Linked DNA regions of Homo sapiens: region 1 is linked to region 2. Evidence: chromatin loops called from intact Hi-C (ENCODE). Cell type or tissue: PC-3. All regions are shown on one strand. Links, peaks and the distances in the headings refer to the core of each region. The heading gives the core; the rest is flanking DNA. Region 1 overlaps SLC26A8 (solute carrier family 26 member 8). Region 2 overlaps ARMC12 (armadillo repeat containing 12).

Region 1 (15,163 bases), core at 3,185-11,184, 200 kb after region 2:
GTAAAAACAAATATATCGAGTATCATAATTATAAATTAAAAAATAGAGAAACTTCCATTTATAGTAAAAGCAGACTGCATAATTCAAACCAATTAGTTAGTCATTACTAATTATTAACTACTAGTTAACTAGTTGTTTTTTTATTAACTACCAGTTAACTAGTTGTGTGTGTGTGTGTTTTTTTGTTTTTTTTTTTAGAGTCTCACTCCGTCGCCCAGTCTGGAGTGCAGTGGCGCGATCTCGGCTCACTGCAACCTCTGCCTCCTGGGTTCAAGCGATTCTCCTGCCTCAGCCTCCCAAGTAGCTGGGACTACAGGCGCGTGCCACCACGCCCGGCTAATTTTTTTGTATTTTTAGTAGAGATGGGGTTTCACCAGGATGGTCTCGATCTCCTGACCTAGTGATTCGCCTGCCTTGGCCTCCCAAAGTGCTGGGATTACAGGCGTGAGCCATCTCGCCCGCCCGTTGTACGGTCTTAACTGTTTCAGATGTGGTGTCTCATTTCATCAACTAGGCTTTGTTTAATAATGATTTCTAGTCATTAGATAATATTAGATAATATTTTAGTGCCCATCTGTTTTAATTTCCTTTTTTTGTTTTTGGAAACCTTTAACCTACACAGGTACTGATTTGAAAATGCTAAAGTAGGCCCAGGTCTCAGTATTTTTTTTTTTTTAGACAGAGTCTCACTCTGTCGCCCAGGCTGGAGTGCAGTGGCGTGATCTCAGCTCACTGCAACCTCTGCCTCCCGGGTTCAAGCAATTCTGCCTCAGCCTCCCAAGCAACTGGGACTACAGGTGCCCGCCACCATGCCTGGCTAATTTTTGTAGTTCTAGTAGAGAAGGAGTTTCACCATGTTGGCTAGGATGGTCTCGAACTCCTGATCTCATGATCTACCTGCCTCGGCCTCCCAAGGTGCTAGGATTACAGGCGTGAGCCATCGCACTCAGCCAGGTCTCAGTATTAATAAAAGGCTGAAAATTCAGACTTATATATTATTCTCCTTTGCATTTGGTCAGCTTGAGTAAATCTCATACCACAACAATGTAAAGGTAATAAAGCTGAGGTATTAGACAAGATTATAGATCTGAATCTCTGCTAGTTCATTAGTATTATTATTCATCCCAAGAGTGGGTGGGGTGGGGAGGAATTCTAAAGGTATAGCTAGGGGAGACATTTAGAATATTTAGCAACTGGTAATAGACACTAACCAAGAATGCTGTAGAAGGATCCTTGAGGTCTGTGCTGGGTTGGGCAAACCCTCTCTTCAGTTAGGGAAATTTCTTGAATGGAACCCTGATGCCATGACAGTGAGGGCACTTGGCTGCTCAGATCCACTGCTATTTACCAAGTGGTAAGGGTGCATTTCAACATCCCAGATTCTGGTACAGCCATACTAAATACCTTTCCTGGACATTATTCCTCTATCTGATCAGGAATCCTGACTCCCAGCCCCCAACCACCCCTCACCCATCCCCCCACTGCCCTCAATCCCTTCCCCCAACCTCATGCTTTGTCGGTTTGTCTGACCTTGTCTGTTTCTGAGTAGGTTTCCCGTATCACTGTCTCGGATTCATCGATGCTTAACTCAGAGGAGCCTATGACCTTCCTTGACAAGGCAAACAGCACGGCGTCGTGAACGCTGAGGAACAGCTGGGTCTTGGTGATGCCAGCGTCAAAGAAATCATTCCTCTCAAATGCCCTGACTATGGAAGCTAAAAACCAAACCCAGAACACACACAATGTCAGATACTTGGGGAGCAGAGGACCCAGGGTGCAAAACAGCCCTCTCATAGGGTGAAGGATACTCACAGTGACACCCTGCAATGAGTATCAAAATGTTGGCGTTTTGAAAGGCATTGCATATCTGTGGGGGGAGAGAAAACCAGTATCAGAAGGCTTTATACTTGCTAGGAAAGGCCTTCTAATTAGCTAAGTTTTTGTCTTGTTTTGTTTTGGTTTTTTGTGACAGAGTCTCACTCTGTCACCCAGATGGAGTGCAGTGGCATGATCTCGGCTCACTGCAACCTCCGCCTCCCAGGTTCAAGTGATTTGTCCACCTCAGCCTCCCAAGTAGCTGAGACTACAGGTGCATACCACACGCCTGGCTAATTTTTGTATTTTTAATAGAGACAGGGTTTCACCATATTGGCCAGGCTGGTCTCAAACTCCTGACTTCGTGATCTGCCTGCCTCGACGTCCCAAAATGCTGGGATTACAGGCGTGGGCCACTGCACCCAGCCAATTAGCCGAGTTTTAAAACCCCTTTGGCCCTTCACTTGTCTGGGGGTATATGTACCTTGCATCCCAATTCAGCTCTACAAACATTTGATGAGTGGAGTTCTCTATGCCGGAAAACATCTACAGTGCTGGGAATGCAAAAGAGAATCAGACCGTGTCATGTGAGGGTGGGGAGCAGGAGGGAGAGCTGCCCATAGTCTCAAGGGGATAAACAGTATATATCAAGACAGGACGTCTGCAGGAGGAAAGCCCTAGCATAGAGACAGGCACAGGTGTGAGGCAAACACTCTGGAGAATCATCTCAAACAACCATATTTTGGCATGATGGCCTAGTGTTTGCATGAGACCCCCACTTCCCCCTGGAGTTTACTGAGCAGAGGAAGCAAGATGTGGCTCAGAGACGCTCAAGTGATGCAGTAGGGAACGGAATTCAGAAACCCTGAGGGTCACATTCAGAGCTGCCTTGCAAAGTTGCATTTGATTTTAGTAAAACATCAGATGTTTACTATCAGATAAGTAAACATCAGCTACTGTCCTCAAGTTTGCTTCAGCCAATATATACACTGTGGGGCAATAAATCTTGAAGTTCACTTCAAAGCAAATCAATATCGACTTTAATACTTAAGACTAAGTAGACACCAACCCTGAGCACTAAGTTAAAGTGTCAAAAGAAACGAACTCTGCTTCTTTCACTACCAAGAGGAAATGAAGTCATTCTTGATCATATGGCAAATCACAAAGTCATTTGGCAAAGGGCCACAACAGACTCTAAATGACAAGTGCTGGAAAAGGAAAGTCCCATGAATTAGGAAGAAGTTTAATCTGAGTGGCTGTCTCCAATAAGAATGGACTGATGGGTAGGCTGAGCGCGGTGGCTCATGCCTGTAATCCCAGCACTTTGGGAGGCTGAGGCAAGCAGATCACGAGGTCAGAAGTTCGAGACAAGCCTGGCCAATATGGTGAAACCCCGTCTCTACTAAAAATACAAAAATTATGCGGGTGTGGTGGTGTGCGCCTGTAGTCCCAGCTACTCAGGAGACTGAGGCAGAAGAATCACTTGAACCCGGGAGGTGGAGATTGCAGTGAGCCGAGATCATGCCACTGCACTCCAGCCTGGGCGACACAGCAAGATGCTGTCTCAAAAAAAAAAAAAAAAAAAAAAAATGGACTGATGGATTTTTCTTAGGTTCCAGTTTTCAATTATAAAGTAAATAGAATGATTTCTTCCAATAAGGAGGCAGTATACACAACTACAAAGGAAATGAAGAAACCTGTATTTTTAGAGTGCAAAAGTACACCATGAATCTCTGAAGGCTGAAAGTGAAAGGCGTCTGACATTGTCTCCATGTTGGGGATGGAACAGAAAGTCATCAACATGGGCCAGGTGTGGGTGGGTGCTGCCAAGGACCAGAACATATGGTGCCTCTACAAAAAGAGGAGGAGCAAGGGAGACAATGGCACAACTATACCATGGAACAGAGAGAAAGTATGATATAAAGTCAGATACTTAAAAGTTTCAATGCTGGACAGGCCACTTATGAGCTGTGAGCCTCAGACTCTTAGGGGAAAGTATGGCCTGTCTCTCAAGGCAGTTGTGAAAATTACATGAGATAGTGTATATACATGTGCCCAGCTCAGTCTGGCACGTAGTAGACACTCAGCAACGTGGGCTGAATAAAATCTAAAGTAACAACTACAGCCCAGGACCAGGAGGGGAGAACATAGCCCAGTAGAATAAGATGGAAAAGCCCAAATAACAACAGATTTTCAAAGTATAATTGAGTCAGAAAGTGGTGTTGAAAAATAAAAGGATCTCATGGATGGGAAAGCTCTTAATCTCTTCCAAACCTCTCATTTTGTAGATTAGGAAACGGAGACCCAGTTCAATTTAGTAACTTGCCTCGGGTCAGAAGGACAGTGAGCCAAGACAGAGCATACATCCCAGACTGCAAACCAGAGTTCTTTCTGCTATGAAAAGCTTCCTTTTGCCCCAGACCAAAGAGAAGCTGGACTCACTTAAGAGGCAGTCGTATTCCCTTAGGAGTAAGAAAATATGACAAAATAGGTTCTGAGGATAAAAGAAGGAAAACCATCCAAAGGCACAAATCTCAAAAGAGGTGTGCAAATCTCAAAAGAAGCACTCAAACACCATGAGTGTTCAGGATGTTCAAACCTGAGCCATCACCAAGAGGGAGACAGAGTGCTGTAAACTGGGATAAGCTGGCTAAAAAGGAATATTATACTTATGAGGCATTAAACAATGACATCAATATGGTTAGCTGTGCACTTAAACTGTCTGTACCATATAGGAGGAAGACAAAAGAGAACTGTTAGAGAAACCCAAGAGTAGAAAAGAAGTCAGGACCCGGGGACACAGCTTTTGAAGGGAAAATCATCCTTGTCCTTTTCACCTGATGATGTGTCAGTGAGGAAGGAAGTGGGGAAGACCCTGCAGGTACTGGACAGCCAGCCCCAAGTTTGAGGTGTCATTTCATCCCAACGTCTTCAAACTGGAGTACAAGACAGCCCAGTGCCTTTTACAGTGCTGGCTCAGATCAGCTGAACTGTGGAGAATTCCTGGTGAGCTGCTTTTTTTCTGAAGCATTCAGACCTATTCCTTGAAGAGATTTGCAGCTGACTCCCAGGATGTTCTGGGAGTTACTGGGCGTGGCACAGATTGCTGTTTCAGTGAAGTTCAGAGTGTCCTGTTTTTCATTTCTTGAGAAATAATAATGTTTTATGCTTACCAAACCAACCGCAGCTCAATACATCAGAATTGGTTCATTTTAGGCTGGGCATGGTGGCTCACGCCTGTAATCCCAGAGCTTTGGTAGGCCGAGGTGCGCGGATCACTTGAGGTTAGCAGTTTGAGACCAACCTGGCCAACATGGTGAAACCCCGTCTCTACCAAAAATACAAAAATTAGCAGGGCGTAGTGACACATGCCTGTAGTTCCAGCTATTCAGGAGGCTGAGGCAGGAGAATCTCTTGAACCTGGGAGGTGGAGGTTGCAGTGAGCCAAGATTGTGCCACTGCACTCCAGCCTGGGCAACAGAGTGAGGCTCCATCTCAAAAAAGAAAAAAGAAAAAAGAATTGGTTCATTCTCTTTTTATTTTGATTGACCTTATATTGTACTGCCTTTGGTGTCCAAGGCTCTGGTGGCCTAGCAGTCTCATAGCAGCTGATCAGTGACTAACAGAATTCAATCAGGATCAGGGTGGGGTTGGGATGGTAGGAGGGGGATCAGAGCTCCTGCCAAGGCCTCCTCAGTACTTACCTGTCTTAATACGACTAACCCCCGTGAATCCACGTAGTGTACCATGGAGAAATCCAGGATGATGGTGTGGACACTGGGCAGTAGAGACGCATCTGAGTAAGGGATGAGTGATCTCCTCCCCTGGCTTTCCGCCACATCAGGCAGTCCTGGTGAGCTGTTTCTTGATGAGTTATTAGGAAGCCAAACTTCCTCCACCTCCTCATACTGTTGCCCTTGATTTTTCTGAGACACGGACGATACTGTGTATGGCACTTGGTCTTCGGATGCAGTTTGGCTTGTGTTCATGCTCTCAAAATGTGAGCAGTGAATCAGGTTAATGGAGGATGCTTCGGGATCCAGTTTATTTTCAAATCGCTCTGTGTAAAGAATCTGGGACGACAGAGTTAAGGGAGGGCTGTGGTAAGACACCAACAAGGGCCGGAAGGACTTGCAACGATGCTATTTCTTGTCTCTGCCAGCTCATGTCCCTCTCTCATGAAACTTCTCCCGAGAGTAGGTACTGTGCATTTTTTACTTGGATATCTGTCACTTCAAGCTCACAACTGAAGCCCCCACAGTCATCTTTCCTCATCTTCACCACCCACGACACCCCCCTCCCAACTTCTGATGTTCATCACTGTCCCAGTGAGCCAGACTTAAAACATCTTTTACTCCTTTTCCTCATGCTTGGGTCCTAGTTAGTCTCCAGTGCCTACTAATACTTTGTGTGAAGTATTTTTTTCCCATCAGTCCCTTGTCTCAGCACCCTCTTCCTTCATCAGTGCAACAGTCTCCTTTCAGACTTCCTTAAGACAAAAAGCACTTGAAGGCTGGGTGCAGTGGCTCATGCCTATAATTCTAGCACTTTGGAAGGTCAAAGCAGGTGGATCCCTTGAGCTCAGCAGTTTGAAACCAGCCTGGGCAACATGGCAAAAATCTGTCTCTACAAAAAATACAAAACAATAAAAAATAAATAAGAATAAAAATAGCTGGGCGTGTCAGTGAGCCTGTAGCCCCACCTACTGGGGAGGCTGAGGTGGGAGGATTGCTTGAGCCTGGGAGATGAAGGTTGCAGTGAGCCAAGATTGCACCAGTGCACACTCCAGCCTGGGTGACACAGTGAGACCCTGTCGTGCCCCCCTGCCCCCTCCCCAAAAAAAGCTGGCACACGCCTATTGTCCCAGGTACTCAGGAGGCTGAGGTGAGAGGATCGCTTGAAGCTGGGAGGTTGAGGCTGCAGTGAGCTGTGACCACACCACCACACTCCAGATTGAGCAACAGAGCAAGACCTTATGTCCAAAAAAAAAAAAAAAAAAAAAATTACATGAGCAAGGCTGTCTTTACCACTGCTGTCAACCTCCTAAAGGCCCAGACTGCCTGCTATAGCTTAAGGACAGTAACAAGGACCAGGAACACAATGATGTGCAGGATGCAAATGTGGACTCTGCATTTACAGGAACCAGACTCTACCTGGCAGTGTGCACACGTTCATTGAAGGGATAAGTAAGGCCAGGCATGGTGGCTCACACCTGTAATCCCAGAACTTTGGGAGGCTGAGGTGGGTGGATCATCTGAGGTCAGGAGTTCGAGACCAGCCTGACCAACATGGCGAAATTCCATCTCTACTAAAAATACAAAGTTAGCCAGGTGTGGTGGTGCATGCCTGTAATCCCAGCTACTTAGGAGGCTGAGGCAGGAGAATCGCTTGAACCCAGAAGGCAGAAGTTGCAGGGAGTTGAAATTGTGCCATTGCACTCCAGCCTGGGCAATAAGAGCAAAACTCCATCTCAAAAGAAAAAAAAAAAAACAAAAGCTGGGGGTGTGCCTCACGCCTGTAATCCTAGCACTGTGGGAGGCCGAGACAGGCAGATCACCTGAGGTTGGGAGTTCAAGACCAGCCTGACCAACATGGAGAAACCACGTCTCTACTAAAAATACAAAATTAGCCAGACAGGGTGGTAAATGCCTGTAATCTCAGCTACTCGGGAGGCTGAGGCAGGAAAATTGCTTGAACCCAGGAAGCAGAGTTTGTGGTGAGCCAAGGTCGCACCATCCCACTCCAGCCCCGGTAACAAGAGTGAAACTCCGTCTCAAAATAAAAAGGATAAGTAAGAATATATATGGATGAGAACTATAAAGCACAAGGAATAATGAGAAGAATTCCTTTGCTAGAGTGGTGTAATTCTGGGTGATGTTTCTATTTTTTTTTTTAATGTTATTCTAACAATGTTGCTTGTGAAATAAATTTTAAAAATTTAAAGCTAAAAACAATATGAGGTAGTATATATTGTATAGCAGAAAAGAAAAGAAAAGTGGTGTGGATAGATGATAATGCTGCAGTTTGCAGTTCAAAGGAGAGAGCTGTTCCCAAGGCTTGAGGTCACTGGGGCCAGGCATTTGGGGAACAGGCCAGGGTTGGCTCAGTGGCAGGGAGATGTGAGCTCCTCTAGGCAGAGGGAATTCTCTGAGAGCCACCTTTTTTTTTTTTTTTTTGAGATGGAGTTTTGCTCTTGTTGCCCAGGCTAGAGTGCAGTGGCACAGATTCTGGCTCACTGAACTTCCGCCTCCTGGGTTCAAGCGATTCTCCTGCCTCAGCCTCCCGAGTAGCTGGGATTACAGGCATGAGCCACTATGCTGGGCTAATTTTGTATTTTTAGTAGAGACAGGGTTTCACCATGTTGGCCAGGCTAGTTTCGAACTCCTGACCCCAGGTGATCCGCCTGCCTCGGCCTCCCAAAGTTTTGGGATTACGGGCGTAAGCCACTGCGCCTGGCCATCCGAGATCCTTCTTTTCTCTCCTCCATCTACTCTACGTTCTTATCTTTCTTACAATCCCCTCATGTGTTATCTGCCTGACCTTACTTCCCAGGCTAAGCCTCTATCCTAAGAGCCCCACGTTTATTTCTACCTTGGTGTCTTTGTCGAAGCCTGTCCATGGACTGGGAATCCTCTTTTTTCCTACCCAACTTCAATCTAAAATTCTCTCATAAATTTCCCAGCACAGGCTGATGCTACCACAAAGTTTTTCTGACTTTTGAGCTCATGCCAATCTCCCCTTACTTGATGTCTTAAGAGCTGTTAGAATCTAGCTGGGTGTGGTGGCTCACGCCTGTAATCCCAGCACTTTGGGAGGCTAAGGCAGGTGGATCACCTGAGGTCTTGAGTTCGAGACCAGCCTGACCAATATGGTGAAACCCCGATCTCTACTAAAAATACAAAATTAGCCAGGCATGGTGGCATGTACCTGTAATCCCAGCTACTTGGGGCTGTTAGAATCTAAACATACAATTTAAAAGACAGCTATATGCTATATTGCATGATTCACTATGCTATTTTGTCAATCTTAAGATATACCACTATTATGAAAGAAAAAAACAAGCCAGGTATGGTGCTCACCCCTGTAATCCCAGCACTTTGGGAGACTGAGGCAGGTGGATTGCCTGAGGTCAGGAGTTCGAGACTAGCCTGGCCAACATGGTGAAACCCCTTCTCAGTAGCTCAGTGGAACCTATGCTCCATTAGAATGTATGGGAACAAGAGTGGATGCTCAGGGTTTTGCAAGCACCTGCATGGCGGGTGGAGGCATTTGTGTGTGTGTGTTGCGGGGGAGGATGTAAATCTTTGTGTATAGAGAGAGCTGCCCCTCCAGAGTGAGTGCTGTAGACTAGGTGATTGCCGAAAGACCCAAAAGCTAGAAATGAGCAATCCTGCTCTGGGGGAAGGGACTACTTAGATCAAGTCCAGTTTGGAAATAATGAACACTTTGTAATTCTCATCAGTAAAAATAACCTCCAAATGCTGTAAAATTCCCATCTGAAATAGCGGCCTGTGCTCATCCTCCCCGCTCCTTTCCCCCATCTCCCATCATCATTTTCTTGGCCATAGGAAGACATCAGGAGACCCTGGCAGATCCTTGAGAAGCCCAGCAACCTTGACCTTGCCCTAGTTGGAATCAGAAAACAATCTTTAAGTCACTTATTTTCAGAAATCTAAAGCTTGGCCGCTAAGAGCCAGGGAAATAGGTGCAACTACAGAATTACAGTCTCAACAGGCAAACTGTTCTCTGGTCACTGTTCAACCAGTAGAAGTCAGAACACTTCCCACCTACTTTCTTGTGAAAACCTGAACCTCAAGGGGGAATCTTGTGCCTTTTTTTTTTCAGTCAAGCCTCCAAGGTGAGAGGAACCTTGTATCTTAATTTCTGAATTCTTCATGGTCCATCTAAAAGTCAAAATCCCTTAGAGGTTTTGATTTTTTTTTTAAGAAATGACTAGTGTACTTGTTTATAAAATATGGAGAAAAACATAGGAAAGAAAAGGCATTTCTAACCCTGGGCAGCGGCTCCAGATCATCACAGTTGCAGAAACACCTGCAAATCTTTCCTCCTTGTAGATTGGTGTCACTTGAATTAAACAAGCTGAAAATTTCTTCTTCTTTAAGAGGCACCTTTACCATATCAACCTGAAAGACATGAGAGGTCTCATCCAGAGGAAGAATGGTGGAACAGAAGGTGAAAGAGTGGGAGAGAGATGCCAGTGGCGGGGAGTGGGCAGGTTGAGAAAGGCGGGCAGGAGGGCAGATACCTCTTTTAACAGCTTATGCTTTAGGTAGTAAACATTTACAAATGTAATTGAGCTGCAGCACTGGAAGATTTTCACCCCAGGAATGGTGATGATCTGCAAGACAAAATGTGAAGTTGAGGGAAATTTCTCAGTTATTTTATGGAATAAGAATAATATATCCTTAGAAGCTCCTAGAGAGTCTGTATTCTTCTTTTTTATTTTTTTATTTTTTTTGAGACAGAGTCTCACTCTGTTGCCCAGGCTGGAGTGCAATGGCGCGATCTTGGCTCACTGCAACCTCCGCCTCTCGGGTTCAAGCAATTCTCCTGCCTCAGCCTCTTGAGTAGCTGGGATTACAGGCACCTGCCATCACGCCCTGCTAATTTTTGTATTTTTAGTAGATACGGGGTTTCACCATGTTGGCCACGCTGGTCTCAAATGCCTGGCCTCCCAAAGTGCTGGAATTACAGGTGTGAGCCAACACACCCAGCCTGTATTCTTCTTTATTAGAGACAAGAACTAGAAAATTATTTCCTCCCATTTTCACCCTCTGCTTTTCCTGCTGTCTTCTTTCTCCCTTCATTTCCTTTTTCTTGGCCAAACTCTCCTTAAAGTACATTTACAAATGATCTTTAACTGGCTGCAATACTATAAGAATTTAGCTACTTAAGAACCCGTCTTGGCTGGGTGTGTTGAGTCATGCCTGTAATCCTAGCACTCTAGAAGGCTGAGGCAAGCAGATTGACTGAGCTCAGGAGTCCAAGACCAGCCTGGGCAACATGGTGAGACCCTGTCTTTACTAAAATACAAAAAATTAGCCAGGTATGATGGGGCACGCCTGTAATCCCAGCTACTGGGGAGGCTGAGGCAGGAGAATTGCTTGAACCTGGCAGGTGGAGGTTGCAGTAAGCCAAGATCAAGCCACTGCACTGTACTGTCCAGCTTGGGTGACAGAGCAAGACTCTGTCTCCAAAAAAAAAAATAAAAACAAAGAACCCATCTCTACCAGTGTACATCACATCCCCCTCCTTTGTAAATGTGTATCTGCAGTGCAGGAAACAATGGCAAGGGATTTTGTAGAAAAACTAAGCATGAGGTGGGGCCCACTCTATCCCTTAGGCAGAGAAATGGGACCCATTTGGATTCTTACCTCCCGATAATCATTGATGCTTCTATAAATGTTGGTGTTAGGGATTTGACCCAGGAGAAGAATCTTAGCTCTGAAAGGAAATGCACTTGCCTTTAGGTCAGAGTTGGCTTACCTTGCCTTGTTAACCTCCTATTACCTGAGACAAAGTACCTGTGTGAACGAACAGTGGTGATGAAGAAAGCAGAAACTACTGAGATAATTAGTCCAATGTCCAGTCCCAGGAAAATTGAAGATGAGAATGTCATCATCCAAAGAGCCTTATGGAAAAGGGAATGAGGGGAAAATGATCATGAAAACAAGTTCAACTGAGAAAATGATCAGTCCTGTTTCTCAACTCACCTTCACCCTCTCCCTTACTACACCTGGGCTTTAGGGAAATATTCCATAGCCACATGGACTGGTGCCATGACAAACAATGGGGCCCTCCAGGATGCCTAGCAATTCTTTTATGCATCCCTGGTCGCCTCTGTCTTCAAATCTCTCTCAAAACTTCAATTTCCTCATGTGCAAAATAGTAATAATGTCTACCTTATAGGCTTTGTTGAGATTAGGAATACCATTTGCAAAGCCAACTAGAATACTCACCAAATGGTAGTTGCTATTTTAAGATGTATAAGAGTTGTTGCAAATCTTTACCATCCTTTTCAGGCCCCTACCCCAGCACCTTCTCCATTACTTCATCTTCACAGAAGAAAAGTCAGCTGAAATTCCTTAAATATATATTTTCCTCACCACCTGCCACTTGTCAGTGTCTATACTCAATGTTTCCTCATTCTCTTCCGTCCCTTTGGAAGTGTTATGCCTCCTCCTGGAATAGAAACTATCTGTGCAGTGGACCCGTCCCCTCTTAGCTCCTCAGGGATCTGGCTCCAAAAGTTATCCCCTTTCATATTTCTTTGCCTCTCCTGGGTCCTCCTCTCATCACATTCTATCCTCCACCTTTTATTTCTTGCTGTTTCCCCTTTCTGACCTCCGGTTTTGTGCTCCAGAGAGGAGTGTGCTCCAGCAGTTATTCTGCCTGACAAGACACCACCTTCCCTTATTGGGATTGGAGACTCCTATCCTGAAATGTATTTACATTAACTGGATTAAAAGTCATTCAAGGCTGGGTGCAGTGGCTCACGCCTGTAATCCCAGCACTTTGGGAGGCTGAGGCACGTGGATCACAAGGTTAGGAGTTTGAGACCAGCCTGGTCAATATAGTGAAACCCTGTCTCTACTAAAAATACAAAAATTAGCCGGGCATGGTGGTGGGCTCCTGCAGTCCCAGCTACTCGGGAGGCTGAGGCAGGAGAATCACTTGAACCCGGGAGGCGGAGGTTGCAGTGGGCTGAGATCACGCCACTGCACTCCAGCCTGGGCAACAGAGTGAGACTCCGTCTCAAAAAAAAAAAAAAAAAGTTATCCAAATATGCGATGAATGACAAACCCTTTTTGCTAGATTTGGATGTAACTGTAGCCACTTAATCCTTTTCATTTAATTTTGCATAGTTGGAATGAGGTCTTCGTGTTTTCATGTACCAACAACCTTGACTCTCCTTTTTAAAGCAAAACTGGAGTACTAGGCATCAAAGAGTTGTTTGTGTTCTTTAGGTCCATGGCAGATCTCTTTTGTTTGTTCTTTCTCCCTCTCTCCAACCTCCCTCTGCCCTCCCCTTCCTCAGCCAGGGCATCTACACTCACACAGTCATATTGGTCCTGCCTCCACAGGCTGGGTAGGTTAGAAATGGTTTCAAGGTAGGGAATGACGTTGCTCAGAATAATACCAGCCAGCACAGCCTGTGGGGAAAAGATAAATCATGGTTCATTTTCCCTTTGGGGTGTAAAACTCACAAATCCCCACCAAGGAATCACAAAAAGTTAGCCTTGCCACTTTGAGATATTTTGCATTGATATTTTATATGAATACCATGTCTATGTTCCAACTCATTGTCCAATCAAATAAATTTTCTCTACGTTTCTCTTTTCTCTTCCTTTCTGAGGCAGGGTCTCGCTCTTGCCCAGGCTGGAGTACTGTGGCGTGCTATCATAGCTCATTGCAGCCTTGAACTCCTGGGCTCAAGACGTCCTCCCCACTCAGCCTCCCAAGTAGCTGGGACTACGTGCCATCACTCACGGCTAATTTTGTCTCTACATTTTTCTTTGCCCTCCTCCTTAATTTGCCAAAAACACAAGGCAAGGTCAGGCCAACGTCAAGGCCTGACTGATTCAGCCAGGAAAGCTGACAATAGCCCCTTTTAGATTCAGGTAGTTCATTACTCACATAGACAGTGAGAGGAAGAGTAACTTGAGGAAAGTGAAAATCACCTCCTTACCATTGAGCAGGCCCCGGAGACAAAAACTTCTTATCTGAGCAATTTAAAAGGGAGCAAAGACCACCTGATGACCATCTGACAGGCCATCCGGAGGCAAAACTCCTTATCTAGGAATTTAGAAGTAAACAAACTTCCCTAATATCTCAAACTGGCATGTGATTCCAGGCCTCTTTCAACTTTTATAAGTAACAAAATTTTCTATACATCTCTGGAATGCTGTGCTGAAACTCGTTTTACAACCCTAAGCTCCCGCCTTAAGGTCTATGAATGCTCCTAAGGAAAACCCACCATAGCGCACTCAGTCCTCTTGCTGAGGCGCCTCACTGCATCCTTTCGCAGTGTTCTTCCCTTCTAATAAACTTTCCTTTTTCAAACCTATACTATTGTCAGTAAATTCTTTTTCCCAACCCACAAGTCGACCACTCACAGGTGCCAGGGCTCTGACATCTCGCCAGGCATAGCTAAAGGTTATACTCATCTATCCCCTTCTGCTTCTGTTACTTTTGGTGTGTGGAACAAGACCCATGGGAGCTGGTGCCTTTGGCTACTTGGCCTTGCCTTGTCTGGTTTGCTTGACATATCTGTTACCTACCTTATCTAGAAACCATTCTCAGATGGGATGATAAATTAAGAGAACTTACACTCACAGAAACTCCAAAACAATTCCAACTGGGCTTTTCTTCATGTTGAATCATAATATACTGTAATGATTTACTAATGAAATACCATTTTGTTTATCAAATTAAATGAGCAAATTTAAAATACTGATAGCCAAGTGTGGTGGCTCATGCCTGTAATCCCCAGCACTTTGTGAAGGTGAGGCAGGAGGATCACTTGAGCCCAGGAGTTCGAGACCAGCCTGGGTGACATAGTGAGACACCATCTCTACAAAAAACATAAAATTAGCCAGGTGTGGTAGCATGCAACTACAGTCCCAGCTACTCAGGAGACTGAGGTAGGAGGACCACTTAAGCCTGGGAGATGGAGGCTGCAGTGAGGTGTGATCATGCCACTGCACTCCAGCCCAGTGAAAGAGCAAGACCCTGTCTCACAAAAATAAAATAAAATAATTGATATTACCCTTTATACATGGTTGTTGAAATAGGGTGGTGCCCTTTTGGAAAATCACTTGACAGTATATCCAGAAATGCTGATATGTTTTCACACAAAAACTTTGTTTTACTTTCAGAAATTTATCCTAAATCTTGGCCAGACGCAGTGGCTCATGTCTGTAATCCCAGAACTTTGGGAGGCTGAGGCAGGCGAATCTCTTGAAGCCAGGAGTTCCAGACAAATTTAGCCCATGTGGCAAAAACCTGTCTCTACTACAAATACAAAAATTAGCCGGGCATGGTGGTACATGCCTGTAATCTCAGCCACTCGGGAGGCTGAGGCATGAGAATCGCTTGAACCTGGGAGGCAGAGGTTTCAGTGAGCCAAGATCACACCACTGTACTTCAGACTGGGTGACAGAGTGAGACTCTGTCTCAAAAAAAAAAAATCTTAAATCTAGAAAACTGTAGATGTGCCAGGCATGGTGGATCACGCCTGTAATCCCAGCACTTTGGGAAGCTGAGGTGAGTGGATCATTTGAGGTCAGGAGCTCAAGACCAGCCTGGCCAACATAGTGAAACCTTG
Region 2 (15,163 bases), core at 5,737-13,736:
AAAATCATGCCTCTTCTGTTCCCCCCAGTAGAAGGAGACTCCATTTTATTGGGAGGGGGATCCCCCTTTGAGGCATTTCCTGAACTCTGAGAGTTAGGAACACAGGAGACAAAACAAAAGTTAATGTAGGTATTTTAATATTGGGGGGAAATTACTATGGCAAAGAGCATTATTAGGGATAGAAAAGGTTACTCTGTGATAATCAGTGGTTCAGTTCACCAGAACAGTAGGGCAACTCTAAACTTGTATGCACCTAATAACATAGTCTCAAAATATATACGACAAAAATTGAAAGGAGAAATTAACAAATATACCACTACAGTGGGAGATTTGGAATATTTTAACCATTCTTGCAGCAACTGATAGATTAAAAAGCCAAAATTAGTGAGGATATACTCTTAGTGAATAACACAAATAAGCTTGAGCCATTAGACATACTCAGAACAGTCTACAAGGATTAAATGCACAGTCCTCTCAAGCACACACACAATACTTAAGAAAATTAGTCACACACTAAGCCTTAAAATTTGTCTCAACAAAATTTCCAGAATGAATATTATCATATCACTCATGTTTTATGATCACAAGGCAATTAAATTAGAGGATAATAATAAAAGAAAAACTAAAAAATTACTATATACTCGAGTCTGAAATTTAGGTATATTTGGGAGTTTAGGCAATAGGAATATACAAGAACAAGAATTTTGTAACTTGCCTAGGAGTTTATTCCCATTCTTTCTCTATTCCCATCACAGGTTCACTCCAACTTCCTAAACCTGTTCCAGCCCACACAGTCAGGGAGTCTCCTGTATGAGGTACTGGTGTTTGCTGAGCGGCTGAGTGAGGGCCGGAACGCACCCCACTACCACGTGGTGAAATGGCATTACAACGAACAGTCCCTGCATGAATCCCTCTTTGGGGAAGAGTCCCGACTGGCAGACCGACTACTTGCCCTGGTCATCCACCCTGAGGAAGATGTTCAGATCCAGGCCTGCAAGGTCATTGTCAGCCTGCAGTATCCCCAGGACTTGAGAGCCCGGCCCTCCTCCTGCCAGCCCAGTCGTTCCTACTTTAAAAACACGGAATAAAATTAAGGAGAGCCAATAAATGAGTATAGGAGAGAAACTTGAAGTTTCTTGAAGCTCGAATGTCTGTTGGTGGCCTTCCAGGGCTGGGTGGAGATTTCATTCAGCATAACCTCTGCTCCAGAGTGTGGTACAGCATGGGCTTATCTCTCAAAACACATCCCCACTTCTATGTTTGGGGGACTAGCTCCCCTCTTCTCTTGCTGCTTTTCTTTCTTTTTTTTTTTTTGAGATGGAGTCTTGCTCTGTTGCCTAGGCTGGAGTGCAATGGCACAATCTTGGCTCACTGCAACCTGCGCCTCCCTGGTTCACGCCATTCTCTTGCCTCAGCCTCCCGAGTAGCTGGGACTACAGGCGCCCGCCACCACGCCCAGCTAATTTTTGTATTTTTAGTAGAGGTGGGGTTCGGCATGTTGGCCAGGCTGGCTCTTGCTGCTTTTCAAATCAATGTGGAGCCATTGCTTTCAGGGGGTTGGAAGAAGGCAGGCTTGGGGATTGAAGCCAAAGATAATCAACAGGACGCAGTATAGCATTAGATTAGTTAGGATGGGCCAGGCTATCCCACAGTAACAACACTCACACCTCAGTGGCTTAAACATGGCAAAGGGGGCCAGGCGCGGTGGCTCACGCCTGTAATCCTAGCACTTTGGGAGGCCGAGGCGGGCAGATCACGAGGTCAGGAGATCGAGACCATCCTGGCTAAAACGGTGAAATCCCGTCTCTACTAAAAATACAAAAAATTAGCCGGGCGTGGTAGCAGGCGCCTGTAGTCCCAGCTACTCAGGAGGCTGAGGCAGGAGAATGGCGTGAACCCAGGAGGCGGAGCTTGCAGTGAACCGAGATTGCGCCACTGCACTCCAGCCTGGGCGACAAAGCGAGACTCCGTCTCAAGAAAAAAAAAACATGGCAAATGTTAATTCTTGTTTACACTGCATGCCCATTGCAGATCAGCGGTGGGGGTGGAAGGGCAGGCCTCTACTCCACAACATCCTCACACAGAGACCCAGGTTGAGGGAGGCTTCCTCATTGTGTTTCTACAACTATTACAGAAGGACAGGGAATGTGGTAGTGATAAATGTCATCACTTCTGCTCACATCTCATTAGCCAAAGGGGATGAGGAAGATCATTCTTTCCACGTGTCCAAGGAAGAACTGTTGATCCTTGGTGACAGCATGAATGACAGAGATCTGCAGGCATACTGGGTCAGAAAGGGAGCTCTGGAATCAGAGTGCTCGCTTCCAGTCCCAGCTCTGTCACTTACTGTGTGACCTCAGGGGAGCAGTTAACCCTATTTGAGCTTCAGGCCCCTCATCTATAAAATGCATATAATAATAGTACTGATTTCATGACGCTGTTGGGAAAATGAAAGGGGGATTATATGAGTTAACGAACGTAAGCCACAGTGTTCTGCATGCATTCCTCAAAGATGGGCTCTGAGGAGCTATGAAATCATCACTGAGAAAGCCGGGCAGAGTGGCTCACGCCTGTAATCCCAGCACTTTGGGAGGCTGAGGCGGGAGGATCACCCGAGGTCGGGAGTTCGAGACCAGCCTGACCAACACGGAGAAACCCCGTCTCTACTAAAAATACAAAACTAGCCAGATGTGGTGGCGGGCACCTGTAATCCCAGCTACTTGGGAAGCTGAGGCAGGAGAATTGCTTGAACCCGGGAGGCAGAGGTTGCGGTGAGCTGAGATCACGCTATTGCACTCCAGCCTCAGAGACAGAGGTGCGAGACTCCATCTCAAAAAAAAAAAGAAATCATCACTGAGAAAACAAAAGATCATCACTGGGGAGGTCCTTGGAGAGTGTTGCCTCCAGCATTTCTCCAGTCTCTTCAGGTTATGGGCACTGGGGAGTCCTAGAGTCCTCTATGAAGCGTGCTGAAAAGTCATTGAAACTTAGCTTTGGAAACCAGAACAATGGTGTGAGTAATATAACACCATAACCATGAAGTTTCCAGAAACAAGAAGACTGTCAAACCAAATATGGTCATCCATTTTCCAATTCCCCATTCATTTGCGTTTCCCAGTTGTTCCTTCATTGTTTTTTTTGTTTTTTTGAGACGGAGTCTCGCTCTGTCGCCAGGCTGGAGTACAGTGGTACAATCTCAGCTCACTGCATCCTCTGCCTCCCGGGTTCAAGCAATTCTCCTGCCTCAGCCTCCCGAGTAGCTGGGACTACAGGAGCGCGCCACAACACCCAGCTAATTTTTTGTATTTTTTAGTAGAGAAGGGGTTTCACCATGTTGGCCAGGATGGTCTCGATCTCCTGACCTCGTGATCCCCCCACCTTGGCCTCCCAAAGTGCTAGGGTTACAGGTGTGAGCCACCACGCCCAGCCCTCATTCACTGTTTTATCTGTGAATCCTTGCTGGGAAACAGTAAGGATTGCTAACGGTTTAAGAAAATGCTACGGGAGAGAAACCTAATGTTGGAGCTATTCCCAGCCTGAGACTGCTCGATCTAGGACAAAGAACCTGGTCCAGCCACGGGCTCCCGGTGTTCTTCAGAAGCAGGATTTGAAAACTAGTCTCGTCCAGGACCAACCCTGGCATTTTCCTGAAAGGAAAACAAACCCAAAATGGAAAAGTGACTTGCTCAAGGTCACATGACTGGTCTAGGGCAGAAATAGGATTAGAACCTCCTACTACTGAGCTTTTCTTTTGCCCTCACATTCTTCGGTCCAAGCCCCGTAAGAGTGGGTCATGGATTCTAAGCCCAAACCTATGGAAACTGAGGAGGATCTTGATGCTTCTGGATTTTAGAGGCCAGTTTAGGACTGAAGTACTTAAAGGAAATCTGTCCCCACTTAATCCCTGGCCCAAGGTCATATCACTCAGGTGGAAGAGGGAGGGTGTTTCTTGATGAGGATGGGCTGATGAGAAAGAGCCAGAGCCTATAGAGAGGCCAACCCCGTCACTGTCTCCCAGAATGAGTGGGCAGTCACTACCAGATCTGAATCAGCATCCCTTGTTTCCCTCCTGAGTTCAGGCCTGAGGCTGCTCCTTCTTGCTGCTGAATACACTGCAGCCACCCCAGTGGAACTTGTCAAATGCCGACGTTTCCTTTCGACCAGCTCCATGTGTGCCCATGTCACCAACAAGGTGTTGGGCATCACTTTCAAATTCTCCTCCCCACCACATCCACCTAGTTCCCCCATTTCCACTGCTACTGCCCTGTCCTCCACATCAGGACTTGCCTACTTCTTTCTTTCTTTCTTTTTTTTTTTTTTTGAGACAGGGTCTCACTCTGTCTCCCAGGCTAAAGTGCAGTGGAGCAAACACAGCTCACTGCAGCCTCGACCTCCCAGGCTCACGTGGTCCTTCCACGTCAGCCTCCTTGGGTAGCTGGGACTACAGGAGTGTGCCACCGCGCCCAGCTAATCTTTTGTATTTTTTTTGTAAAGACGAGGTTTTGCATGTTTCCCAGGCTGGTCTCAAACTCCTGAGCTCAAGCAATCCACCTTCCTCAGCCTCCCAAAGTGTTGGGATTACAGGTGTGAGCCACCACACTGGGCCTGACTTTTCCTCCTCCTGGTTTCCATCCTCTCCAGCCCTACGCACTCCAGGCTAATTTTATAATCACACATGGCACCATTCTCAAAAACCTTCAGGGGCTCCCCATTGCCATGGTGAAATCTTTCTCGGCATCAAAGCAAAGTCACGTGATCTGACAGGTATAAATGTATTCTCAGCAAAAGGTTGAGTTTTGTCCTCAAAGATGTGGTCACTGGACCCCTTTTTTACATGACGAAACCAAATGAATTAGCTTTGCATTCAAGGCTCTTCACAGTGTGATCCTCTTGCCTGCCACAAGCCTACTGTGCCACATCTCTGCTCCAGCCAAACTGGAGCAAACTAGTCATTGCTGCCCTAATCATACCATGTGTACTCTTGCTCCAAACATGTTTTCTTTTTTTTTCTTTAAATTACTATTATAAAGAGAAGATGCCTCCAAACATTTTTTTTTTTTCCTTTTTTTGAGACGGAGTTTTGCTCGTTGCCCAGGTTGGAGTGCAAGGGCGCGATATCTCGGCTCACCGCAACCTCCACCTCCTGGGTTCAAGCGATTCTCCTGCCTCAGTCTCCCAAGTAGCTGGGATTACAGGCATGCGCCACCACCATGCCTGGCTAATTTTGTATTTTTAGTAGAGACGGGGTTTTTCCATGTTGCCCAGGATGGTCTCAAACTCCCGACCTCAGGTGATCTGCCCACCTCGGCCTCCAGAGTGCTGGGATTACAGGCATGAGCCACCGCACCTGGCTTACTTTTGATACAACTTTCCTGCTGCCTAGAATGCTAGAATGGCCTTCCCTCTTCTTCCAACTGGGTTGTGCCTTCTAGTGTCATCAAAGTTGACGTCCCACTGCAGCCTAGATCTTTTTTCAAGCATACTAGCCTCTGGTGCACCCTGCAGCACTTCTCATCTGAACCTCTCACTTGGCATTTGGCAAATTAAAGCTTGAATCTTATATACCTTGTTCTTTTATTCTTTTTTGCAGTAGGACATATGTTTTTTGTTCTTTGTGGTTTTTTTCTTTTGAGATGGAGTCTCACTCTGTCGCCTAGGCTGGAGTGCAGTGGCATGATCTTGGTTCACTGCAACCTCTGCATCCCCAGGTTCAGGAGATTCTCCTGCCTCAGCCTCCTGAGTAACTAGGATTATAGGTGCCCACCACCATGCCCAGCTAATTTTTTTTTTGAGACGGAGTCTTGCTCTATTGTCCAGGCTGGAGTGCAGTGGCACGATCTTGGCTCACTGCAACCTCTGCCTCCCAGGTTCAAGCGATTCTCCTGCCTCAGCCTCCCGAGTAGCTGGGATTATGGACACGCACCATCATGCCTGGCTAAATTTTGTATTTTTAGTAGAGACCAAGTTTCGCCATGTTGGCCAGGCTGGTCTCGAACTCCTGACCTCAAGCGATCTGCCTGCCTCGGCCTCACAAAGTGCTGGGTTTATAGGTTTGAGTCACTGTGCCTGGCCTGCCTGCAGTAGGACATATCTGACTGCTTACCAAAGCCTTGAAGAGCCGGGCGTGGTGGCTCATGCCCTGCACTTTGGGAGGCCGAGACGGGCGGATCACGAGTTCAGGAGATGGAGACCATCCTGGCTAACGTGGTGAAACCCCATCTCTACTAAAAATAAAATACAAAAAATTAGCTGGATGTGGTGGCGGGCGCCTATAGTCCCAAGCTACTCGGGAGGCTGAGGCAGGAGAATGGTGTGAACCCAGTAGGCAGAGCTTGCAGTGAGCGGAGATCGCGCCACTGCATGCCAGCCTGGGCGACAGAGCCAGACACCATCTCAAAAAAAACAAAAACAGAAACAAAAACAAAAAAAACCTTGAAGGAAGAGCCTGCTCAGGGCAGGCACATGATAATGGCAATTGGCTGATGGTAATGAAAGGAATTGGCAGTGGGAAGATCAGATGGGAGTGGTGTATTATCTGCTGCCATGTAACAAATTATGAGAAAACTTGTGTATCAGCTTGGGTCTGATCAAGAGAGAAACCTCACAGTAATTTAACAGGAAATTTTAATATGATTATTAAAACAGGGGATTGGAGTAACAAAGAATTGTTTAGTAAGGAGTTATGAGAACCCTATGGAATAATGAATAGCTGACATGAGGAGCAGCCCCTACCTCCCAAGATACAGCACCCAAGAAAGAGATACCCTCTCCCCACCCAGGGCTGAGATCCAGACCTTGTTGAGTAGAGCACAGCCCACAGCTCACTAGGTGGCAGAAAAGTCACTGTACTGTCATGCCAGTGGAACTTGCCAGAAATATGCCCTCTAGGATGCCAGGGAAAGCTCTTTCCCAAGGAGGTGTGGAACCAGAGACTTTCGACTACAGAACTAACTGAGTGGGGTGTGCAGGGGAAGCTGCTTCCCACTGGGTGCTGCTGGCCTTCATGTGCTGTGGGAGGCGGCACTGGAGTACCTGTGGGTGCTGCAGGAGCCTGATGCGGCAGAAGCCACATGCACGCAGGTGGTATGTGAGGCAGAAGTTGGAGGTATTCTGCTTACACTACAGCCCAAGGTGGACAGTGCCAGGAGAAGCTGCTAGCCACTGGGTGTTGCTGGTTACTCTGGGAACTGGGCACTGAAAGCTGTTTGCAGAGCAGGAGCCTGTCAATCAAGCACACTAGAACCAGGAAGCAAAAACCTCTTCCTCCCAAAATGTCTCTCCAGCTCCCTTCCTCTTAGTCATTTAAATATCAATAAACATATGTTACTTCTCACAGGAATTTGAGAGCATCTTGACTGGGTGGTTCTGGCTCAGTCAAGCTGTGGTTACAGTCACGCTTTTGCCAAGGACTGTTGTTATTTGAAGGCTTGACTGGGGCTGGAGGATCCCCTTCCAAGACAGCGCACTTATGGGACTGACAAGTTGGTGCCAGCTGTTGGCAGGAGGCCTCAGTCTTTCTACACGTGGGCATCTCCACAGGGGTGTTTGAGAGTCTTCATGACATAGCAGCTGGCTTCCCTTATAGTAAATCGTCCAGGAGAGAACAGAGCAGACGCTGCAATGCCTTTTCTGACCTCACCTCAGAAGTCATACACTGTCACTTCTGCCACATTCTATTCATTAGAAGTCAGTCTAGCCCCCATTCAAAGGAAGGCAGTTAGGCTCTACCTATTAAAGGGAAGAATATCAAGGAATGTGTGAGCATTTAAAAACCACTACAGGGACACTGTCAACAAAGACTAATTGGACACCTACTGTGTGCTCAGCAGCTAGATGCATCTGTATCCCCACAGAGACAATCCCTGCCAAGAAGAAGAGAAATTTTATAACCAGTAGTTGACACTCCATCCTTTCCCTCTGTCTTTTTTTCCAGCTGTTTAGCTTGTTTTCTCAACTACAGGCCTCTTTGACCCTCAGGCAATTCTATTTACAAAGAAACATCTCTTCTCATCTTCTCATTTAATTCTAAGGTTTCAGAGAAGAGGAGTGGCTTGAATTGGATCTCCAGAGAGGAGAGAGAAGAGCTCTCCAGGTTGGGATAGTTGGACTTTACAGGAAGGGAAACCAATCAGAGTTTCCCTCTGATGGGATTGTGATGGGGTAGGGTGCTGGTAGATGATTTTGGCCAGGCAGATGGCCAGTTACTTCTCTAACTGATTACCTGAAGGAGATGTATGAGAGACAGACACAAAGGGAACTCCAGCCCCACTGCATGGCTTCCAGTAGGACCTCAACACAGGGTTCTCAAGCAAAACTTGGCTGGAGTCCCCAGGTGTGTCTTAAAACTTAAAGCAGGGGCCGGGTACCTGTAATCCCAGTGCTTTGGGAGGACAGGCAGGGGGATCACTTGAGGCCAGGAGTTCCAGACCAACCTGGGCAACATAGCAAGACCCCCATTTCTTTTCTTTTCTTTTTTTTTTTGAGAAGGAGTTTCACTCTTGTTGCCCAGCCTGGAGTGCAACAGCGCGATCTGGGCTCACCGCAACCTCCGCCTCTCGTGTTCAAGCAATTCTCTTGTGTCTCAGCCTCCTGAGTAGCTGGGATTACAAGCGCCCACCACTACGCCTGGCTAATTTTTGGTATTTTTAGTAGAGACGGGGGTTTCACCATGTTGGCCAGGCTGGTCTCGAACCCCTGACCTGACCTCAGGTGATCCACCTGCCTTGGCCTCCCAAAGTGTTGGGATTACAGGCGTGAGCCACCATGCAAGACCCCCATTTCTTTTTTTGTTTTTTGTTTTTTGTTTTGAGACGGAGTCTCACTCTGTCACCCAGGCTGGAGTGGCACGATCTCGGCTCACTGCAAGCTCTGCCTCCCTGATTTCACGCCATTCTCCTGCCTCAGCCTCCGAGTAGCTGGCACTACAGGCGCCCGCCACAATGCCCAGCTAATTTTTTGTATTTTTAGTAGAGACGGGGTTTCACTGTATTAGCCAGGATGGTCTCGATCTCCTGACCTTGTGATCCGCCCACCTTGGGCTCCCAAAGTGCTGGGATTACAGGCATGAGCCACCACGCCCGGCCGAGATTGGTTTCATTTTTATGAAACAGGAATTTTTTTTATCATCATCAAATACAACCTTTATACATCTCTGATAATAATAAATGGCAAATGTGGTAGGCAGCCTTCTAAAACTATCCCAGTGACCCCCACTTCTTAAATATGTCCTGTTTAATTTGCTGCCCTTGAATCTGAGCTGGACCTAGTAATTTGCTTCTAATCTAGAATATGGCAAAGTGAGAGCATGTTCCTTTTTTCTTTTTTTTTTGAGATGGAGTCTCGCTCTGTCGACCAGGCTGAAGTGCAGTGGCACAATCTCAGCTCACTGCAACCTCCGCCTCCGAGGTTCAAGCAATTCTCCTGCCTCAGCCTCCCAAGTAGCTGGGATTACAGGTGCCTGCCACCATGCCCAGCTAATTTTTTTAAATTTTTAATAGAGACGAGGTTTTGCTATGTTGGCCAGGCTGGTCTCGAACTTCTGATCTCTGGTGATCCGCCTGCATCGGCCTCCCAAAGTGTTGGGATTACAGGCGTGAGCCACTGCGCCCGGGCCGCATGTTACTTTTGAAATTAAATTACAAAAGACTGTGATTCCTCTTGTTCCCATTCTCTCTTGCCCTTTCACATGCTCATGCTGATAAAGGCAGCTGCCAAGTTGTGAGCTTCCTTGTAGACAGGCCTACATGGTAAGGAACCCGGGAAGGACCCAGGCCAACAGACTCTGCAGAGCCAAAGTTGTCAATCCAACAGCTTGTAAGGACCCAAAACCTGCCAACAACCTCTCGAATAAGCCTGGAAGCAAATGCACCCCCCAGTGGAAACTGAAGATGACTGCAACCGCAGCCAGTGTGAGAAACTCAGAGCCAGACTACATGGCTAAGCTGTGATAGATTCCTGACACACAGAAACCATGAGATAAAAAATAATGAGTTAAGCCACTGATATGGTTTGGCTGTGTGTCCCCACCCAAACCTCCTGTCGAACTGTAATTCCCAATGTTGGGGGAGGGACCTGGTGGGAGGTGATTGGATCATGGGGGCAGATCCCCGCTTGCTGTTCTCATGAAAGTGACTGAGTTCTCAATGAGATCCGATGGTTTAAAAGTGTGCGACACTTCCCCCTCTGCTCTCTCTGCCATGGTAAGATGCGCCTGCTTCCCCTTTGCCTTCCGCCATGATTGTAAGTTTCCTGATGCCTCAGCCATGCTTCCTGTACAGGCTGTGGAAGTGTGAATCGACAAACCTCTTTTCTTCATAAATTACCATCTCAGGTAGTTCTTTATAGCAGTGTGAGAACAGACTAATACAGCCACTAAACTTTGGGGGAATTCGTTTATGCAAGAAGGTAATCAATACAACAGGTGATTGTTCCAAGGGTCCAGGCACTGGGTCAGTTCTCTTCTTCCACTCAAGGATGGGAAGAAGAATACTCAATGCTACATTCCAGTGTGAGCCTTTAATGACTGTGACTCCTCCCCACAAGTAACTATGGCCATCTGTGTGTCCTGGAACATGACATGGATTCCTTTGAGAGAAGCAGGAAGGGCATGGAGGGAGCTTCCCCCTCTACAACACCTGCTCCCCCTGAGCCCAAGAATAAACCAAAACCCCAGCCTGGGAGGCCCCCTTTCCTCTCCAATGTCTTCCTTTCCTCAAAATCCCCTTATTGCCCCCGAGTTGCTCAGTCATTGCCACCTTAGAATGTTCTTTCCCATGAGCTGGGCCAAGGAGTCCTACAGTCAAAACTAAGTGATGGCCAGGGACAGTGGCTCATGCCTGTAATCCCAGCACTTTGGGAGGCTGAGGTGGGCAGATTGCTTGAGCTCAGGAGTTTGAGAATAGCCTGGAAACATGGCAAAACCCCACCTCTACCAAAAAAAAAAAAAAAAGAAAAAAGAGAGAAAAATTAGCCAGGCATGATGGCACACGCCTGTAATCCCAGCTACTAGGGAGGCTGAGGTAGGAGGATGGGTTGAGCCAGGAGGTCGAGGCTGCGGTAAGCCATGATTGTGCCACTGCACTCTAGCTGGGGAGACAGAGTGAGATTCTGTCACAAACAAACAAACAAACAAACAAACAAAGTGATGCCTACTTTGGCCGGGCGTTGTGGCTCACGTCTGTAATCCCAGCACTTTGGGAGGCCGAGGCGGGCAGATAACTTGAGGTCAGGAGTTCAAGACCAGCCCGGCCAACATGGGGAAACCCCATCTCTACTAAAAATACAAAAATTAGCCAGGCATGATGGCGCGCATTTGTAGTCCCAGCTACTTGGGGGGCTGAGGCAGGAGAATCACTTGAGCCCAGAGGTTGCAGTGAGCTGAGATCGTTCCACTGCACTCCAGCCTGGGTGACAGAGTGAAACTGTGTCTCAAAAAAAAGCCCAAAAATAAACAACAAAAAAAAGTTTATGTATTTTTTGAGATGCAGTGAGAAGAGGAAATGAAGACAGAGAGAAAGAGAGCTGAGTTCCTGAAGTGGGATTAAATCTCCTGATGTTTCCTTGTTTCTACAGAGAGCACCAGAAGGTCCAGACTATCAGGACAAGCATGAGAATCACAGCTGCTTCTAAGGGAGTGAGCTGATTCCTAAAATTTGACCCATGGGTGGAATCTGGGGGAAGATTCCCCAAGGCCGAAGATACTCCAGGCCACATCACTGGAAAGTGGGGAGGAGGCACTGTGTAATGTATCCTGTCTGCTAACACTGGAAACCATCAAAGCTAACTGCTGAGCATCAGTGACATCCTCTCAGGACACGGTTGGCAAATTTTTGTTGTTTGTAAGAGCTGGAAATGTGGGCCACTGTGTCTGGTACAGCCCTGTCAGTAGGGGTGAGGCAGGATGACAAAGGGAATCTAACTCTTACTGTGGAATCTCTCCATTCGCATATCACCCTGGATACTTGTATTCTGGGGGATGTTGGAGTCAAATATGAGTCTAGGAGACAAAGAGGCCATGGAATAGAGATTTTGTAGTTAAGGAGCATAGAGACAGGACTCTTAGGCATAGGTGGGAGTGTAACTTGTGGAATTAGAAGGCACGCTCCATGCTACCTGTATTAGTTCATTTTCACATTGTTATAAAGAACTACCTGAGACTTATTTATTTATTTATTTATTTATTTATTTGACAGAGTCTTGCTCTGTTGCCAGGCTGGAGTGCAGTGACACGATCTTGGCTCACTGCAACTTCCACCTCCTGGGTACGCTCCTCAGCCTCCCGAGTAGCTGGGACCACAGGCGCCCGCCACCATGTCTGGCTAATTTTTTTGCATTTTAGTAGAGACGGGGTTTCACCATGTTGGCCAGGATGGTCTTGATCTCCTGACCTCATGATCCACCCGTCTCGACCTCCCAAAGTGCTGGGATTACAGGCGTGAGCCACCACGCCCAGCCGAGACTGAGTAATTTATAAAGAAAAGAGGTTTAATTGACTCACAGTTCTGCATGGCTGGGGAGGCCTTGGGAAACTTAGAATCATAACGGAAGGTAAAAGAGAAGTGAGCACCTCCTTCACAAGGCGGCAGGAGAGAGAGAGCGAGGGGGATGTGCTACACTTTTAAACCATCGGATCTCGTGAGAACTCACTCAATAGCACCAGAACAGCATGGGGGAACCTGTCCCCATGATCCAATCACCTCCTACCAGGTCCCTCTTTTGACACGTGGGGATTACAATTTGAGATGAGATTTGAGGGGGGACACAGAGCCATACCATATCACTACCCAAAGCAATCTACAGATTCCATGCAATTATCAAAATACCACTGACACTCTTCACAGAAATAGAAAAACCCTAACATTTGCATAGAATCACAAAAGACCCCGAATAACCAAAGTGTCCTGAGCAAAAAGAACAAAATTGAAGGTATCACATTACCAGACTTCAAAATATACTACAAAGCCATAGTAACAGCATAGTACTGGCATAAAAACAGACATGTAAACCAATGGAACCAAATAGAGACACCAGAAATTAATTCATGTATCTACAGCCAACTGTTTTGTTTTTGAGACAGGGTCTCACTCTGTCACCTAGGCTGGAGTGCAGTGGTGCAATTATGGCTCACTGCAGCCTCAAACTCCTGGGATCAAGCGATCCTCCTGCCTTAGTCCCAAGTAGTAGTATCTACAGGTGTGACCACCATGCTTGGCTAATTTTTTTTTTTTTAATGGAGGTAGGGTCTCACTATGTTGCCCAGCTGGTCTCAAGCTCCTGAGCTCAAGCGATCCTCTTGCCTTAGCCTCCCAAACTGCTGGGATTATAGGTGTGAGCCACTGCACCTGGCCAGCCAATTGGTTTTTGATAAAGGTGCCAAGAACACTCATTGAGGAAAGGACCATCTCTTCAATAGATGGTGCTGAGAAAACTGGATATTCAAATGTAGAAGAATGAAACCCCCACCTTTCATCCTATATAAAAATCAACTTAGGTCAGGCACGATGGCTCATGCCTGTAATCCCAGCACTTTGGGAGGCCGAGGCGGACGGAGCACCTGAGGTTGGGAGTTTGAGACCAGCCTGACCAACATGCAGAAACCCTGTCTCTACTAAAAATATGAAATTAGCCAGGTATGGTGGCACATGCCTGTAATCCCAGCTACTCAGGAGGCTGAGGCAGGAGAATCACTTGAACCCAGGAGGCAGAGGTTACGGTGAGCTGAGATCGCACCATTGCACTCTAGCCTGGGCAACAAGAGTGAAACTCCGTCTCAAAAAAGAAAAAAAAAAAAATCAACTCAAAATGGATCAAAGATCTAAATGGAAGACCTGAAACTATAAAACAACTAGAAGAAAACATAGGGGAAACACTTCAGGACATTGGTCTGGGAAAATATTTTATGAATAAGACCTCAAAAGAACAGGAAACAGAAGGGAAAATAAACAAGTGGGATTAAATAAAACAGGTCAGGCACAGTGGTTCACACCTGTAATCCCAGCACTTTGGGAGACCGAGGCAGGCAGACCATGAGGTCACGAGTTCGAGACCAGCCTGACCAACATGGTGAAACCCCGTCTCTACTAAAAATACAAAAATTAGCCAGGTGTGGTGATGTGTGCCTGTAATCCCAGCTACTTGGGAGGCTGAGGCAGGAGAATCGCTTGATCCCAGGAGGCAGAGGTTGCAGTAAACTGAGATTACGCCACTGCACTCCAGCCTGGGTGACAGAGCAAGGCTCCGTCTCAAAAACAAAACAAAGCAAAACAAAACCAGCTTCTACACCACAAAGAAAACAACAGAGTGAAAAGACAACCTACAGAATGGGAGAAAATATTTGCAAAGTACTCATTTAACAGGGGATTAATATCCCGTATATACAAGGAACTCAATCATCTCTACAGCAAAAAAACAAAAACAAAAACAAACCAAAAAAACCCCACAAAAAACAAAAAACAAACAATTTGATTTAAAAAATGGGCAAATGGGCTGGGCACAATGGCTCACACCTGTAATCCCAGCACTTTGGGAGGCCAAAGAGGGTGGATCACTTGATGTCAGGAGTTCAAGGCAAGCCTGGCCAATATGGTGAAACCCCGTCTCTACTAAAAATACAAAAAAAATTAACCGGGCGTGGTGGTGCACACTTGTAGTCCCAGCTACTCAGGAGGCTGAGGTGGGAGAATCGCTTGAACCCGGGAGGTGGAGGTTGCAGTAAGCCAAGATCACACAACTGCACTCCAGCCTGGGTGATAGAGTGAGATTTTGTCTCAAGAAAAGAATTCCAGGCCAGGTGCAGTGGCTCACGCCTGTAATCCCAGCACTTTAGAAGGCTGAGGTGGGCAGATCACGAGGTCAGGAAATCAAAACCATCCTGGTTAACACGGTGAAACCCCGTCTCTACTTAAAAATACAAAAAATTAGCCAGGCATGGTGGCAGGCGCCTGTAGTCCCAGCTACTTGGGAGGCTGAGGAAGGAGAATGGCGTGAACCCAGGAGGCAGAGCTTACAGTGAGCCGAGATTGTGCCACTGCACTCCAGCCTGGGTGACAGAGCAAGACTCTGTCTCAAAAAAAAAAAAAAAGAAAAGAAAAGAAAAAGAATTCCATTGTACGAATGTACCATGATTTATTTAACCAGTTGGCAGACCTTAAGTTATTTATGATCA

Evidence for each region. Hi-C counts contacts between places; a loop is a spot of excess contacts. Peaks named below come from ENCODE experiments on the same cell type or tissue, not always from the same donor. Only the 100,000 strongest peaks of a DNase experiment are listed, where the experiment ranks them.
Region 1: a loop joins it to region 2, with 5 times the contacts of the local background. A loop is called at or near these places in 4 of 110 quality-filtered maps.

The regions. Positions count from the first base shown.
Region 1 is chr6:35,949,633-35,964,795 of GRCh38, forward strand. It overlaps SLC26A8 (solute carrier family 26 member 8), which reads right to left. Exons shown (of 20, transcript NM_052961.4): 12 at 12,894-12,989; 13 at 11,361-11,467; 14 at 11,211-11,280; 15 at 10,082-10,174; 16 at 9,828-9,959; 17 at 5,520-5,888; 18 at 1,813-1,867; 19 at 1,531-1,715. Among named protein-coding and RNA genes, the nearest start is that of SRPK1, 36 kb to the left of the region's middle. In PC-3, for the core only: a CTCF peak has its summit at 6,509 (motif pointing left); a DNase peak (open chromatin) is centred at 5,629; H3K4me3 peaks cover 656 bases; H3K27ac peaks cover 644 bases.
Region 2 is chr6:35,747,783-35,762,945 of GRCh38, forward strand. It overlaps ARMC12 (armadillo repeat containing 12), which reads left to right. Exons shown (of 6, transcript NM_001286574.2): 6 at 756-1,297. The coding sequence ends at 1,088. Among named protein-coding and RNA genes, the nearest start is that of ARMC12, 18 kb to the left of the region's middle. RefSeq lists an enhancer at 7,446-8,035. In PC-3, for the core only: CTCF peaks have their summits at 6,856 (motif pointing right), 7,114 and 9,873; a DNase peak (open chromatin) is centred at 7,279; H3K27ac peaks cover 368 bases; H3K27me3 peaks cover 448 bases.